Regions from separate parts of the Mus musculus genome. Here region 1 is linked to region 2. Evidence: chromatin contacts called from ENCODE POLR2A ChIA-PET data. All regions are on one chromosome and are shown on one strand. Each heading gives the region's core, a stretch centred on a gene start or an enhancer-like site at or near the end of the contact. The rest is flanking DNA. Distances are from core to core; before and after follow the strand shown.

Evidence for each region. ChIA-PET counts read pairs that join two places held with the same protein, here RNA polymerase II (POLR2A).
Region 1: POLR2A ChIA-PET joins it to region 2 with 15 read pairs in Patski. The contact joins the promoter of Ccar2 here to the promoter of Bin3 in region 2. POLR2A ChIA-PET finds 5 or more read pairs at or near these places in 2 of 5 experiments (Patski and embryonic stem cell).

Annotation. Positions count from the first base shown.
Region 1 is chr14:70,152,029-70,156,214 of GRCm38, forward strand. Ccar2 (cell cycle activator and apoptosis regulator 2) reads right to left here and starts at 1,763. Exons shown (of 21, transcript NM_146055.3): 1 at 1,599-1,763; 2 at 636-729; 3 at 345-436. The coding sequence starts at 693. It overlaps 9930012K11Rik (RIKEN cDNA 9930012K11 gene), which reads right to left. Exons shown (of 7, transcript NM_001112735.1): 5 at 4,133-4,186; 6 at 3,822-3,925; 7 at 2,377-3,248. The coding sequence ends at 3,140.
Region 2 is chr14:70,097,829-70,102,404 of GRCm38, forward strand. It overlaps Bin3 (bridging integrator 3), which reads left to right and starts at 2,265. Exons shown (of 9, transcript NM_021328.4): 1 at 2,265-2,368. The coding sequence starts at 2,361.

The DNA of each region.
Region 1 (4,186 bases), core at 513-3,012, 54 kb after region 2:
TGTCACTAGGGCCTCATCTCTAGCCACAGGGACTCGGCTCGTGGTATTACAGGAAAATTCACATGGGAAGAAAACCAGTGGGCACACAGCCTATCTGTGAAGAGGACAGACGCTAATACTTGACTTCATCCAAACCGCACCAAGACCTCTCTGGAGCCAGGTATTCAAGATTCCCCAACCTAAGAGTTGTCTGCGTTCCCCAACACTGGCCTACTACCAGGACAAAACCAAACCAACCAACCAAACAAAAAACCATTGTAACACAAGAAACAACACACAGCAGGCATCCAAACATACTAGGGTCGCCCCAAAGGGAAACTCGCTAGAAAGAGCACCCAACATACCTGAAGGTGCCTGGCATTTTGGGACAGGTCTGTGGCCACAGGAGGAGTAAGTAGACCAGGGGGAGGGCCCAAAAGAGATGTTGAAGCTGCGCCTATGGGGACAGAGAAGCAATCTCCAGGAATTGCACCTACTACCCGAAGCACTAGAAGATAGCCAGAGGATCTTATAAACCCAGAGGTCTAGGTGGCTCCAATCAGCTACTCAGACATTCAGAAAAACACCCAAGAGCCATAGTTTTTGAAACTGAGTCTCGAGCATGTTCTGAGTGTAACCAGTAAGGAGTTAAGCACCTGAGAAGTTGCGTCCCCCTGGAAGTGGGTTGATCCTCTGCCGCTTAAACTGGGACATTTGGAATACTGTCCTTTCAAGGTCTTGGGGGGAAACCTTCAATCAAAACAGAAAGAAGTTAGCAGCTCCAATGGAAAACTTCCATCTATTGGGGAGGGGGAGGGGGGATAGAAAATCTTAAGTAAAGCTTTTAAGGTGAAGAGGTGGGTCCTAAAATGGAAGAATGGAGAGGATGTAGAGGAGATGAAATTGGTAGTAACGTTACTCCAGTTTGTTCTCACAATAACCTAGTGGTGGGTGCTAGTGACATGCTGGTTTACAGACAAGGAAACTGGAGCTTTGAGATCCGGAGACTTGCCCAAGGCCACAAAACCAGGTAGTGACAGAGTGGGACTCACACCCAGGTCTCCCAACAACTTAGCACTCCTTTCACTATGTCACTGGCACCCCTTAGAGAAGCTGGAGGAGTGAGGGGCTGGAAGAGCTCCGGTGACATTCATTCATTCAAAAACATCCGCCAGAACACTCCACGCAGGGCCGGGGCAAAAAATAAAAATAAAAGGTGCGAGTAGCGGGTTGGTGATGCGGGCCCTCTCCCCGGAAGCCCGCCAGGCGTCTTTAGGACCCGCTGGTGGGAAGGGAGCTGTCCAGCCGGCCCTCGCCAAGCGGCCTGCACGCCGCTCCCTCCTCCTAGGTCCCGACCCTAGGCTCCGGCCTCCGCAGCCGCCTGCGCAGAGCTTTCCGGGCCGGGCCACCGAGAAGCCACCGTGGGAGGTTCACGGCGCGAGGTTTCTCCTCCTCCCGCCCGCCCCCAGGGCCGAGGCCGTTGCCAGGGCGACGGAGCTTGCAGTCCAGAGGGGCTCGGCTCTTTCCGCGACTGGCGCATCTTCGCCGTTCGGACCCCGCAGCCTCGCCACCCGAGAGAGACGGAGAGGCGGGGGCGCAGCAGGAGGCCCCCAACCCACCTGCGGGCCAGGGCCACGACACCAGGGGGACAAAGACACCCGGAACCACCGCAGCCGCCGCTGCCACCACCACCGGAAACGCCTCTCCGGAAGAGAGACCACTGGTCGGAAGCTGCCACTCTCCCGGATATGGTACCTCCCTCTTCTCCATCGACCTCTCCCTTCCCCCACACCAGCCTGCCATCCCGCTCCAACTGTGGAACGGAAGTGCGCCTTCCCAGATCCGATAATGCCTTCGGAAGCCGAGCTCGGTGGTGTCCTCTCTCAAGTGTCCCATCAGAAAAGTAAGCTCGAACCATTGGTTCCAGGTCTCAAAATGACTGGAACTGGACCCACTCCCACAAACACAAGGAAGGGGACTACCACTTACACACCCTGCTGTGCTCTACTAACCCCCAAGACTACAGCAACAAAAGAAGCAGGGCCTCCATTGGCTAGAGGAGGAGCGTGCCTACTGGGGGTCCATTTCCAGGGGATAGTCTTCTGACTAAAGCCAATGACCACCCCACCCCACCCCCATCCCTATTCCTGTCCTTTTCTTGACTGCACCATCAGCAAGGGGTAAGCATATCCGAAATCTATACCCAGACTCTCAAATATGAAACGTACACGATCTTAATGAAGTGGCTCTATCCAAAATCTTGCCAGAAATGTGGCTATTTTCACAACTATTAACAGTGAACACACACACACCTTCCTTTAACTTCTGGCCTCCCATCTCCCCACTCCTGTTTGCCTCCAGCATCACACCCTTCCCAGGTCATTTAACAGTCACAGCACACATTGAGAATGTTTAATGTTACTTCATCCTCCTAACAAGCTTATGAGGTAGGTAAGGTGGGTATCATGGTCCCAAGTAGGAAGCTGTGGCTCAGAAATTAAGAGACTTCGCTATGGTTAAACTCCAGGATAGAACACAGCATCTTAGAGTTGACCTTGCAAGTTATGTGTTGTTCCTCTCAATGTTCTTGACCTTCCCCCCATCCCTCATTCAGCCTTCAGGGGCTGTACTCCAGAGCCGTGACTCACTACAAAGGTACCCAAGGCAATGTTGTTCTTGGTCCTAGGGCTGCCGTCTCAGGTATGAGGAAGACATTAGAAGTCCACATTAGTAACTGTTCATTGTGGAATGAAGATCGGTGCCATCCTTCCAGTGACACCCCAAACACCAACCCTTTGGACGAATGATTCCATCAGATGGGGCAGACGGAAGTCCAACAAAGATTGCATAAACTTACATCTGCAACATGCTGACACACTCCCATACTAAACATGCTCTATGAGCACCTGATAAATAAGTCAATTCACATTGCCTAAGCCCAGAGATTTCTGATGAGGAGGAAGAGCCCTGGAAGAGTGCTGGAACTGCACTCAGGAACCTCTTGGGGATCCAGGGCTCCTTGCTTCGATGCTTAGAGATGGATTTGGCCTTCACCTTGAAGAGGAGCAAGCACCAATAGCTTTTCTTGGCAGTGCAGAGAAGCAGCAGTAAGCCAAAATGTGAGGGACTTCTTCCCAAGGTCACCAGGTACACCAAGAGGTCATACAGAAAGATTTTTTGCTCGTGGCTTCTTAACCACCAATGCTGGTATAAAGGTCTTCCGTTGGGAATGGCACGGAGTCCTGTCAGAGAGGTTTCTAAACTCCATCCTATAGAAAAGCAAAGGAAAGTTAGACAAGAAGAGAAAGAAAACAGACAAGAAGCTTTGCATACCTCCTGAGGAGAAGCTGCCAACCATGACAGACAGACTTCACCTACAGTAAAATACTTTGCCTGTGTGTCTACCTTACCAGCCCCTAAATTTCAGTGGTAAGGAGTGAGGGCTTGACACGTGAGGATGAACATGCCGCCCACAATCTGGTAGTGGCTTCGGGAAAGCCACTGTTCCCAATCTCATGTCATCTTCTGTCTCTTCACCAACAAATAGGGCATATTTTTGTTTAGTTGGGTTTTTTTTGGGGGGGTTGTTTTGTTTTGTTTTGTTTTTTTTCAAGTCAGGGTTTCTCTGTGTAGCCCTGGCTGCCCTGGAACTCACTCTGTAGACCAGGCTGGCCTCGAACTCAGAAATCTGCCTGCCTCTGCCTCCTGAGTGCTGGGATTAAAGGCGTGCGCCACCAAGCCCGGCCAAATGGGGCATCTTAACTACAAGACAGGACACTACCAACATCCTCGCCCAGCAGTCTCTCCCCACTGCCTAAATCTAAATCAGGCACAAGACTCACCTGGATCCAGAACCATCAGGGGGAACAGGAGGCTCAGGAAGTCGAGGGCTCCTCCAACGGAGCCGATTGAGCAGAACTTTGACCTTATCCCAGTGGGAGAGATCCTGCTGAACAGAGAATAAGGGCTCATCTTATTATAGTACATCTATATACTATACATCCCTAATGAAGCTACCAGGAACTTCACTGCCCAAGCAAATCACCTGCTCCAAACAGCAATCCTGTCATTTCCCTGTCATTGCACTTACACATTCCCATGTTCCCCCACCCTGCACCATTCTACTACCTGCTCCACATATATCCATCACTACCTTGGGTTCCTGGGAGGGTGGAAGGATGTGGGTTGGTTCCAGCAAGGCCTCTGG
Region 2 (4,576 bases), core at 1,015-3,514:
TGACCCTGTTCCTTTCCATCCCCAAAGAGGCATGATCAGCCTGCATTGTACTGCCCTTTGGTTATAGAAAGGCAAGATATAGCTTCCAGTCCTGCAGACCATGTATGCTAGATGTGTGCATGCTACCTCACAGGGAAGTTCACAGAGAGAAGCTTCAAGGTATACACAACCCTAAACCTAAGGCCCTACTTGCTGAAAGGAAGGAAGGCTATGTTAACCTCAGAGACCTCCAGACACTTCCCAGGCAAACCCTAGGAAGCCAGCATTCTCCCCAGTATCCTAGAAGACCCTGCTGATTATGTTAAAGTCTGAGGTGGGCAATAAACAAACAGCCCCAGTTAGGCCTCAGCTCTCCCTGAAGATTCAGATTTAGCTTCACCCTCAGACATCAACAATTGCTCAGACCTGCTCGTTTCTCTGGGCTTGCCTCTCTGTTCCAAGGTCTTTCTTCTCTGTCCCATTTCCCAAGAGCCTCTAGATCAGTGGTTCTCAAGCTATGATGGGTCATGACCCGTTTACAGGTCCTGCACATCAGACATTCACATTACAATTCATAACAGTAGCAAAATTACAGTTTTGAAATAGCAACAAAGATAATTTTATGGTTGGGGGTCACCAAAACGTGAGGAACTATATTAAAGGGTTGAAGCTCTAGGGAGGTTGAGAACTAATATAACAGTGCACTTGGAAATTGACTGAGAGGGGATTCATCAGCAGTATTATCCATCCCCACTTCTGATAGATGAGGAGTCAAGGCCCAGAGAAGGGACATGATTTTTGTGAAATTGATCATGCTGCCAAAGATGGGACTAGAGCCCTGAGTTCTTCCCTTGGTCCAGATCTCATCCATTCTTGTCCTGCAAAATGTGTCAGCTACTCCAACCAACAGCCCCCAAACAGACTTCTCTCGATATACACAGTCCTAGGCTAGAACTTTTGAAAATATTGCTCACCACAGACGATGTCTGAGGGAGGCTGAGTATGGGGCAGGGGGAAATGGGGCAGAGCCATCCACAAGTGCTGGAACACCAAGAGACTCACAATCACACAGTGTTTCCATTCATCTCACCCCATACAAAGCTGCAAGACTCTCCCAACCCATGCTCTCTGCCTCAGCTGTTTGTCAAGGATTCTGGGTCTTCTATTCTCTTCAAGACCACTCCTTTGCTCCTGCTTACTTATTTCCTGAAGAAATAGCATGGTGATGGTCTGTGACATGTCTTGAGGGAGCCACCTCCTATTGGAAAGCCTTTTTAAAACTAAAAGCCATCCCTTGTTCCTCCTCCTCTGAGCCCCTGGGCCCTGGGAATTTGGGACACGTTGTATATACCTCTGCTCTAGGTCATAGGGACTTAGCTGCTCCCCTGGCTGTGCCTACAACCCTCCAGGTACATTTGAAGAAAGCGAAGTCCTAGAGAGGTCAGGAGAGAGGATTGGAACGGTTCTCTCTGCTTGAGTTTCTGGCTTCTAAAGCAGGAACTTGGGCAGAGAAACTCGGTTCAGCGTATAACTCTAGGTAGTTTGTGGTACACTGGGGCTCTGAATTCTGAGGCCCAATGCAAGCTGTTTGCTTAGATCTTATTCTTCTAAAACCCCATGCACAGCTCCAGGGGCCCCTAACAGCCTGTCCAGCAACTTGTTAGGATTTTTCCTAACATTGCCGAGGCCTTCTACTCCTGTTGTTGTTGTTTTGTTTGCTAGGCTTTGGTGTATTGTTTTCTCTTAAGACTGGATTGATTGTGAAGCCCAGATGGGCCATGTTGTCAACATTAGCCTCGAACTCATGACCTCTCCCTGCCTCAACCTCCAGAATTCGGGGATTGCAGATACCTGTCTGTCATCACACCGGGCTTTCTGAATCTTCCCTCATTGAATAGCTTCACAGACTAGTCCACCCTGAAAAGCACTTAACTCTGTTTCCATTCGAACCCCGAACCTTCTTGAAGAGGGGGGAGGGGACCCAGGTGATGTAGGTGAGACATGCAACATTTTCAATACGAAAGTGTGTAGAGCAAAGCGCAAGCTTCCCGTCTACTGTGTCTCCTCTAGCTCCTTCCCCTGTCGCCGCTTGTGTCTCCGAGTTAGAAACCCCATATCAGACAGAAACTGCAGCCCGTGATGGGTTCTACGCACAGAGCCTTAAAAGCAGGGCCGGAGCGCAACCACGTCCCGCAAAGAAAGTCCGCCTCAAACAACAAGAGAACAAAGTGTTAACGCGTGGGCCCGCCTCCCTCCCGCCTCTTCCGGGCATAAGGGGGCGTGTCCCTCATCACTTCCTGGAGACTGGCCGAATCCGGAAGTGATCCTCGAGAACCTACTTTTCTACCGAGGACCCCGGCAGTCGGCGTGGGTTTAGGACCATGAGCTGGTGAGTGAGGCCGGGTGGCGTCGGCTGGAGCCAGGGCGGCCCGACAGCCCTGCTCCTAAGCGGTTCCGGGAGCCTCCTCGGTGCTCTCCCGGAGGCTCCATCTCTCGGCCAGACTCCCGAGGAGGATCCCTTAGCCTTGGACCCGCGTCTGATCCCTGTTGCCTGCCCTTTCTCCCATCGCATTTCCTTTCACCTCCTTGGCGTGAGGAGTCCCTCTTCCCTCTTCTCTCAGCTATCCATTGAGGTGGAGTCAGTGTCCTCCTTCGCTCCCGTGGGCATCTCTACACCGCGCTTATCTGCTCCGGAGCTGTGTTGCTCATTGAGGCAGACTAGGCACAGTTCTGTGACCAAAATCCAGCTGCTTTCAGACAACTGGAATAACATCACCTAACAGTGCCTCAAAAGACGAAATTCTTTTTAAAAATGTAAAAGTTGATTCTCACATGGGAAGGATCAGAATTGCACCACACACACACACACACACACACACACACACACACACATTTAATGTGTGATTGGACTGTTTGAATCTTTCCAGGGCTGTGACCCCACTGCCCTCTCTCTAAGATAGACATAGCTTAAACTTTATGGGGATCGTCAAACCAAGGAGCCATAGAGCTGGAATGTCACAGCTGCAGATGGGGGTGGGGGGAGCTCACGGTGGATACTTCCTGTTTGTGATTAGCCTAATGTGGAAGGTCCTCTTTCCCCAAAAGCTGGTCCTTAATTGTTGCTCTGGGGTTTTTGTTTTTGTTTTTACGTGCAGATGAAAAGTCATAAATTTTCTGTCTTCCTAGGGCTTCTTTAAAGGCTGTCAATGTCTTTACCATTAGGCCCAAGAGCCTGTGTGTCCATGGTCCCCACTCAAACTCCTAACTGTTTACAATGCATTTGTATGAATAAATTGGCCTCCAAGGAAGTATGAGATTAATCAGCCCTCTTTAGATCCCAAGGTGCATTAATGTAGGGGGCTGGACTTGCTCAGAGCCCAGTCTGTTATGCAAAATAAGTGCATGATAATCAGCTATGAATGAATGAAATTAGCTAGACACCCTCTGAGAAGGCTTTCACACTTGACCACCAGTGGAGACCAAGCTTTCGCCACAAGCAGCTAATGTCAGTCAATGTCAAGGATAGCTTTCTAATGTACAGTGTAAACCACTTCTGCCCCTTCCTCCACCTGCTTCTCAGACTGAGGTTAATTGGTGGACAAATGTCAGACAGCTGGAGAAGCAGGGAACAGAACACACACACACACACACACACACACACACCCGCGAAGCTCTAATAAGCCTCAGCAGGAGATACTCATTTCCCCTCAACCTCTTCCTCCAAGAGGCCCACAGAAAGCTGGAACCCCTAAAAGCTAACTTCCCCATCTTGTTACAGCTTAGCTAGTGACAGGTCAAGGGGCACTTCCTCAGTTCCCTTTGCTAAAGGGAAATCTCCTGAAGCAGAGTCGTTTCTTTTAAGCATCAGTCTGTGTACCTCCAGCTTCATGATGCTAGAAGTCATCTTGGTTTATGCACCTTGAATCTTTGAATCTCTCTTGCCTAATTTTTAAAAATAAAAAAGAAAGTATAGGTGCTTTCCGTTTAGACTGACATTTCTATTTTAAAAAAAAAAAATAGAATAAGTGGAACAGAGGCCACTAGAGGTGTTGGTTCTCTGAATGGGCTCCTCCTCCTCTTCCTCCTCCTCTTCTTCCTTCTCCTCCTCTTCCTCCTCCTTTTCTTGAAAACTAGCATTTTTTTTTCCAAACCATTTTCCAACAAAGCCCATCAGGTTGGAGAGACTTGGAATTGGCAGCCACTAACAGGGCTGAGGTTGTCATGAACTACTTGGCCAGTACAAGCACATCTTAGTGCCTCTTTGGACGGAGGGTCACAACCAAAAGCATGGCTTTGTCCCTGAAGGAAGAGATCCATTTCTCTTCCTGCTTCGAGGGCTTCTACGTCATCTCTTGCGTGGACCCTGACCCTCTCTCCCAGAGAGGGGACCAACGCCCGTGCCTGGGCACACAATCGCACTCAGTTCCTAGCTCAATGGCTGGCAGGGGAACGAGAGTTGGGTCCTTCTGACTCACTCGCAGCGTGGTTTTTCTGCTCCCAGAATGAATCCATCCATTCATCTGAGATTGGAATTTTCACTAGGGGAAGAGACCAGAGTGACGTAGAGCCATCATGGGAGGCTGATGCCCAAGGTCAA